Linked DNA regions of Homo sapiens: all the other regions are linked to region 1. Evidence: chromatin loops called from intact Hi-C (ENCODE). Cell type or tissue: endothelial cell of umbilical vein. All regions are shown on one strand.

What was found. A loop is a pair of places that touch in the nucleus more often than their neighbours do. Peaks named below come from ENCODE experiments on the same cell type or tissue, not always from the same donor. Only the 100,000 strongest peaks of a DNase experiment are listed, where the experiment ranks them.
Region 2: a loop joins it to region 1, with 6 times the contacts of the local background. A loop is called at or near these places in 4 of 110 quality-filtered maps.
Region 3: it touches region 1 in a loop (7-fold over the local background); 3 of 110 quality-filtered maps call a loop at or near these places.

The regions. Positions count from the first base shown.
Region 1 is chr9:21,964,184-21,966,683 of GRCh38, forward strand. No RefSeq gene overlaps it. Among named protein-coding and RNA genes, the nearest start is that of CDKN2A-AS1, 1.7 kb to the right of the region's middle. In endothelial cell of umbilical vein, a CTCF peak has its summit at 1,522; a DNase peak (open chromatin) is centred at 1,508; H3K4me3 peaks cover 722 bases; H3K27me3 peaks cover 864 bases.
Region 2 is chr9:21,831,072-21,833,571 of GRCh38, forward strand. The region is part of intron 4 of MTAP (methylthioadenosine phosphorylase); the gene reads left to right. Among named protein-coding and RNA genes, the nearest start is that of MTAP, 30 kb to the left of the region's middle. RefSeq lists enhancers at 861-1,170, 1,038-2,237, 2,487-2,500. In endothelial cell of umbilical vein, no CTCF peak of the experiment used is centred here; a DNase peak (open chromatin) is centred at 1,170; H3K27ac peaks cover 1,436 bases.
Region 3 is chr9:21,872,489-21,874,988 of GRCh38, forward strand. It overlaps a transcript of MTAP not described here. Among named protein-coding and RNA genes, the nearest start is that of MTAP, 71 kb to the left of the region's middle. In endothelial cell of umbilical vein, no CTCF peak of the experiment used is centred here; a DNase peak (open chromatin) is centred at 1,553; H3K27ac peaks cover 1,490 bases.

The DNA.
Region 1 (2,500 bases):
CAGTACTATGTTGAAGAGGAGTGGTGAGAGTGGGCATCCTTGTTCCAGTTTTCAGAGGAAATGCTTTCAACTTTTCCCATTCAGTATTATGTTGGCTGTGGGTTTTCATAGATGGCTTTTATTACATTAAGGTATGTCCCTTGTATGCCAATTTTGCTGAGAGTTTTAATCATAACAGGATGCTGAATTTTGTCAAATGCTTTTTCTGCATCTATTGAGATGATCATGTGATGTTTTGTTTTTAATTCTGTTTTCGTGGTGTATCACATATGTTAAATCATCCCTACATTCCTGGTATGAAACCCACTTGATCATGTCATGGTGGATTATTTTTTGATATGTTGTTGGATTCTGTTAGCTAGTATTTTGTTAAGGATTTTAGCATCAATGCCCAACAAGGATATCAATCTGTAGTTTTTAAATGTGCTTTTCTGGACCGGCACGGTGGCTAAGGCCTGTAATCCCAACACTTTGGGAGGTCGAGGAGGGCGGACCACTTGAGGTCAGGAGTTCGAGATCAGCCTGGCCAAAATGGTGAAAATCCGTCTCTACTAAAAAGGTGTTGTGGCGGGCGCCTGTAATCTCAGCTACTGAGGAGGCTGAGGCAGGAGAATCGCTTGCACCCGGGAGGCGGAGGTTGCAGTGAGCCGAGATCGCACCACTGCACTCCAGCCTGGGCGACAGAGAAAGACTCCGTCTCAAAAAAAAAAAAAAAAAAAAAAAAGTTGTTTTCTGCTATTTCCTGAACTTTATTACGTAAATGAGACACGTGAGATCTGGAAGGAGGTGGAGGTGAAGACCCTCCCACCTGGCCTGCATCCAGAGTACTTGGGGTGTGGCACTGGCGTGGGCCCCAGGAAGGATCCCAGCCAGTTTTGGTGCTGGAGGCCCGGCCAAAGGAAGGGCTGCTCTCCCGTCCCGCGGGCTCCGAGGTCGCCGCACCCGGGCGCGCCTGGGCCTCGTCACCCGCGCTCGTGACGCGTGCTTACAAAGGAAACTTTTACAGGTTTCGGTGGGCAGGGCCTTTTATTGCCCTTCTGCTCCACAGCCCCCGTGCTTAATCGGTTGGTTGGGAGGTTTCTTTCGTCCGTGGTTTTGGAAAGTCCCCGCCTCCAAACCGCAGTCCCGCAGTCAGTTCTGCAGCCTCAGGGCCTCGAACAGCCATGCTTAGAATCCGTCCTTCTTTCCTGCTCCATCTACCCTTCCCCTCTGGCTTCTTTTTTTTCACTGGAGAAAGCCCACCCGAGTCTCTCAGCCTGCTTCGGAGGTTACTGCGGCCTCCTCCACGGGTAGTTCTGGGACCCGGGTCTAGTCCGCGGTTCCGGAGCAGGTCCCTCCCTGGAGTCGTCAGGCCCAGTATGCGTGTGCTCAGTGTGCTCGGGAAACACGCGTGGGCTTTAACAGCAGATCTCCATAAAAGGGTCCCGGAGATAGCCTCTGCCTGGCCCGAGGCCCAGTGCCTCAAAGCGGACGCCTTTGCGCTCCCGGAGGTGCTCACACCACAGCGGAGCCTGCTGGCGAGTGGAGCGTAGGACTGCGAACCAGCAATCTCCCGAGAAGCGGCGAGGGGGAGGGGAATGTCTGTGAATCGGTTATCCCTCCCACCCCCAGCAGAAGTCGGGGAAATGGGGGTGGAAGGGGGAAAAAGGGAGAGAACAGGAGTGGGGTTGAGGAAGGGTAAGGAGGAAGGTGAGCTTCCTACAGCTGCGGGGGAAGGTGGAGAAAATTTTCAGGGGGACAGCTGAGTGGTAGAGCTAGCGAGCTTCAGAGAAATGTTGACAGACAGATGCCCAGAAAGTGAGGATGCCGGGCATGGGCACTGCGTACCAGGCACAGGAGATATATGGAGGCAGGAAATTGGCACATCATAAGCATTTGACCATCCTGCCCTAAAACAAAACAAATTGAACAACAACAACAACAAAAGATAATAGCAAAAGTGGCACAGTAGTGAGCTCGCAGGGCCCATTCCTATATAGAAACACAGAAAAATAAGCAAAAGCTGCCAGAATTGACTTCGTGGGAACTCTGGGAAACAGTAAGAAAGTTTTACAGCAACCAAGTGAGTGCTGAACCAAGGCAAAGGTAACTGAAACGCAATGATAGAGAAGAGGGGCAGGGAAGTGTTGGGTAGACAAAGGCGGGTCCCTGGTAAGGGCCCTCCCCTGGGCCTGTGCCCACTGGACCTAGGTGAGGACAGGCACTCCTTCCTTCACGCCCAAATGTTGCATATCCCAAGACCACCCTGTCCCGCCACGCCCCCATCCTTTGCCTATGAAAACCCTGAGACCCTAGCAGGCAGACACACAAGCGGCTCTATGTCCAGAGGAACTCATCGGAGGAACTGGACGTGGAGCGGGGCACCCCAGCGGAAGGGAGCACGCCAGTGGAAGAGCACACTGACAGACCATAGGAGTCAGTCTGTTATATTATCATAGTATAATATTATAAAATTATTATAATACAATAAAAATATAAAAATATAAATAATGTAATAAAT
Region 2 (2,500 bases), 130 kb before region 1:
TAGCCCAGTTCTTGTTAGATACCTTTGCACATTCATTTGTATGTATGGCAGAACTGATGATATGGCCTTTCTTTCACCCCCAACTACTAACTGTCCATGCCATTAAAGATACATGGACAGGGGATTCCAGCAATTTCTACAGTTGCTCTTCTTTCTCTTTACCATTAATCCTGATGATTGTAGGAAATCAGTACACCATATTTATTATGCAAATCTAAGAAAAACAACTAGATCTATAAACTATTTGAAAAGATGCCCACATTGTATTTTTTTGTTGTTTTTTTAGATAGGATCTTTCTCTGTTGCCCGGGGTAGAGTGCAGTGGCCTGATCGCAGCTCACTGTAGCCTCTACCTCCTGGGCTTAAGCAATCCTCAGCCCGTCTAGTAGCTAGGATTACAGGAATCTGCCACTGTGCTTGGTAATTTTTTTTTTTTAAGGAGATGGGGTCTCACTATGTTGCCCAGGCTGGTTTCAAACTCCTGGCCTCAAGCAGTCTTCCTGCTTTGGCCTCCCCAAAGTGCTGGGATTATAGGCATGAGCCACTGCACCCAGCTACATATTTTTTAGAAAAGGATCAGATGAGTAGGACTTGCTCAACTGCTATCACTGTCAGAAATATCTCAAGGTGAAACTTGCAAACATATCAGTAAGGAGAAGGATGAGATTTCTTTTTTAATAGTCTTCTTTATCAGGAATGTTTTGCAGATATTGATTTTTTTTTTTTTTACAATGAGAAAAATATGACCAAAAACTGAATATTAAAGGAAGCAGAGTGTGATTCCCGGTGCTAAACAGTTTCTATAAAATGTGGCTAATAACATATTGGCCTGTTGTGCCTAAGGCCTGTGTTTGGGTTATGCCTTCTCAAAGAATGCAGTGGAAGAATCTCAGCTTAGAAGTGAGGACATCCAGAATTCTTTCCTGGCTGTGCCGTGAAATTCCTTTGTCACTTAGTGTCCTCATCTGCTAAATGAGGGTGTTGAATTGATTCCTAAAAGTTCTGGTATCCTCCCCTCTTCAGATTATTTCTTCAACTTATTTTCTTGGTAGAACTGGGAGAGGTTCGACTTTGCTTTTGTCACGCATTCTTACTCATCAGGAAAGTCCCGCTATAAACACAGTGCTGAGGGATCAGTTATGTCAGTCTGTTTCCTTCTCCCAGAGACCAGCCCTGCCTTGGGCTTCCCCTAGAACTTTATGTCATAGCATAAAGGCCCGTGTCTGGGCCCTGAGGTTGGGAGTATGCTCTGATGTCAAGTATTTGATCATTCTCTTTCTGCCTCTTGATGACTAGAAAGCGTTTTATGGTAAAGAGTTACGCAAGAAGCCTTTGTTTAGCTCTTTCTCTCATTGCTAAAAATAGTAAGCTGTTTTTAACCCTTACTGTTCTTACTTCTTCTTACTCATTTCCCTCACTCTTTAGCTGAGAATGTCACCTCCACCTTTATAGAGAAGACAGAAACTTAAGCATAAACTCTTCACCTTCCTTCACCTTCCCTTTCCCCAGTTACTTGCGTCCCTGTTCTTTGTCATCCTCTTGTCTGTAGCTGTCCTTGAAGTGGTGTCCACTATTCCCCTGGATGAGGTTCATTCTTACGTTCTGTTCCATAACCTAGTTGTGTTATTAACTTCCCATCATACATCCTTTTATTAAAAATCCTACACTACCAGTTTTTGAGTTCCTATTAGGTGTCACAATCAGTTAATCCCACTTACGGCATACAGCAGTCATTATTCCAGTTTATACTTGAAGAAACTTAGGCCCTTACTATGTTTCTGGCACTGCTTATTATCACAGCTCTAGAAGACATCTTCTATCTACCTTATCCTTCCCTTTTACAAAAGGTGAGAAAACTGAGGCCCAAAGAGGTTGTTGTCACCACCTATGTAGAGTGAGGATTTTTATTTTTGTGCTATTGTTTAGCATGATCTCATGAAATATAATAGAAAATAAGGGGAAACTATGGTACCTGTTTATTGAGCAGCCTTCCTTGACTGGGATATAAACATCCATTGGTTTTCCTCCTTTTTCATGCCACCACAAGCACTCAGGGGCACTCTTGATACCAGAACAGTGGGAGGATCTTAGTGATATTGGTCCAAATTCATAAGTTTTCACTTCTCTTTTTTTTGAGACAAGATCTCACTCTCGCCCAAGCTGGAGTACAGTGGCGCCACAGCTCACTGCAGCCTTTACCTCCCAGGCTCAGGTGATCTTGCCACCTCAGCCCCCCAAGTAGCTGGGACTACAAGGGTGTGACACCATACCCAGCTAATTTTTTGTATGTTTTTGTAGAGACAGGGTTTCACTATGTTGCCTGGGCTGATCTTGAACATCTAAACTCAAGGGTTCCACCCACCTTGGCCTCCTAAAGTGCTGGGATTACATGTGTGAGCCTCACTTCCTTCTGGTTATAGAGACAGAATTGTTCCACTTCTTAGTCTGATGTTTCTGTCAGAATTTTTTCTCATGACTGCCTATTCACGCTGCTGTTTGA
Region 3 (2,500 bases), 92 kb before region 1:
GTTGATTCGGTTGATACTCATGTCCATCTGTCTACAGATATACACTGTCACTCATCAGTGTTATATACAAACCTTACTCATTTTATTATCACTAATGGGCTCAATCCTAAATAAGATCAAAGCTTATTTTTCCCTTTTGCATAGTATCTTCCAATAGTCAAGCTAAAGAAGAAAAAAGCAAATTGCATTATGAAAATGCTATACTACACAGTCTGTTCTGTGAGGTGTAGAGCAAGCATTAATGACCCTTTTTTTCTGTGCCAGATTGGAGGAGAAAAGAGAGAAGTAGAAACAATTAACTGTAGACAGATCAGACCTTTCAACTTTTTCATGCTTTATGACTGCAGTCCTAATGATAAAGAACCCCAGAGGCAATGTGAGCACTCCCTCGGGAGGGAATGTGAGTCTGGTATCTGGTCCTCTCTAACAGTTCATGCCTGGTAAGGATCATGGTGTCCTGGCATGACAGACACCAAAAGTCCACATTTTCCAAGGGAATGAATGTTTACAAATACATTGGTTCCTTGATGTTACTAGAGCCCTCTTCCTATTCTCTCCTCTTTTCCTAATTCATGCCCCCTTATTACCTTAACAGAGGTGGGAGTTAATCAGGATGTAATAAAATTGAAAAAGTACCTAGGATGGAAGGGATTTGGAATTCTGAATATTGTGTTTTAAGTTGGAAAAAAAAGTTACATAAAATGTATTCTATTGTCTTGGCAGTTATTTACTTTGTTTTTTATCTTATAGTTTGTCTTCTTGAGACTGTAGGCGTCTATAAACTGTGAACTAATTTAGATGCCACTCCTGAGGGCCTGGCACATGATTTGCACTTAATGAACAGCTGCTTTGGTCTGAATTTCTGTGTCCTCCTAAAATCCATATATTGAAATCTAATCTCCAATGCAGTAGTATCAAGAGGTAGAGCCTTTGGGGGTGATTAGGTCATGATAGTGTTTCCTTCATGAATGAGATTAGTTTCTCTATAAATAAGGCCCGAGGGAGCTCTTTTGCCCCTTCTGCCATGTGAGAACACGTCTAGAAGGTGGCATCTATGAAGTAGAGTGGGCCCTCATCAGACACTGAATCTGTTGGTGCCTTGATCTTGGACTTCCACCCCCGCCCCCCACCCCAAGAACTGTGAGAAACAACTTTATTGTTTTTAAGTTACTCAGTCTAAGATACTTTGTTATAGCCACCCAAAAGGACTAAGACAGCAGCCACTAAAAAGTGTTCATTTTACCTCAATCAGCAATTTAAAAGGAACAGCTATAGAAGTTGAACAACAGTCGTACTAAATGGTTCCTAAGGAAGTTATTTTTGAAAAAGTATAAATATCAACATGAAAAGGTTTCAGAATTCAGTGTATAAGTGAAAAAAGGACATGTTCTTGGTTTAATAATCATTTTGTTGCAGAGCACTTTTTTCGGAATAAAAAAAATTTGATTATTTCATTTAGGGAAGATTAACAGGAAATAGTGTTATCAAACTGTGCCCTCAGTTTTATAGATGACTCAGTCTTAAAAACTCCACACATCGGAATGTGATGATGTGTTCATTAGCTGCTCTGTTTGACCTCACTTTAGTTTACGAATTCCCACCCTTTAGGAATCAAGATTACAAGGCTAAAGCAGTAAGTAATAGGAAAGTCAACTTCAAATATATACAGAAATACAAAGATCAATATAATGAACCCCTGTCTGCCACCCGGCTTCAAGAATTACTTCATAGACAATCTGTTTATTCTATAATCCCACTGACTGTTCACCTCCGACGTTATTTTGAAGCATTTCTCATGTATGATTTCATCTATGAATATTTCCATGATAAGAATAAAAATTTCTTAATGTCAGAAAATATTTAGTGACTATTCAAAATTTCAAATGTGTTATAAATGCCATGTTTTACATGTTGTTTATTTAAATCAGGATCCAAGTAAAGTCTATACATTGCAATTGGTTAATACATATTTTGTGTTTCTTTTATTTTAGGCCATCTCTTTTAGTAAATGTCCTTGAATGTTTCTTAAGTTGCTGTATGTTCATGGACCATTTCCAGAGACTTTGATTGGTTGTTTTAAAATAATTTTCACCCATTCTGTAGGTTGCCTGTTAATGCTGATGGTAGTTTCTTCCGCTGTGCAGAAAAGAACTCTGGACTCAGTTCCCAGAAAAACTAGTGAAAATTATTTTTTTAATCATTTTTCTTTTTTTTTTTTTTTAATTATACTTTAAGTGCTGGGATACATGTGCAGAACATGCAGGTTTGTTACGGAGGTATACATGTGCCGTGGTAGTTTGCTGTAACCATCAACCCGTCATCTACATTAGGTATTTTTCCTAATGCTATCCCTCCCCTAGCCCACACCCTGACAGGCCCCGGTATGTGATGTTCCCCTCCCTGTGTCCATGTGTTCTTATTGTTCAACTCCCACTTATGAGTGAGAACATGCAGTGTTTGGTTTTCTATTGGAATGATGGTTTCCAGCTTCATCCATGTC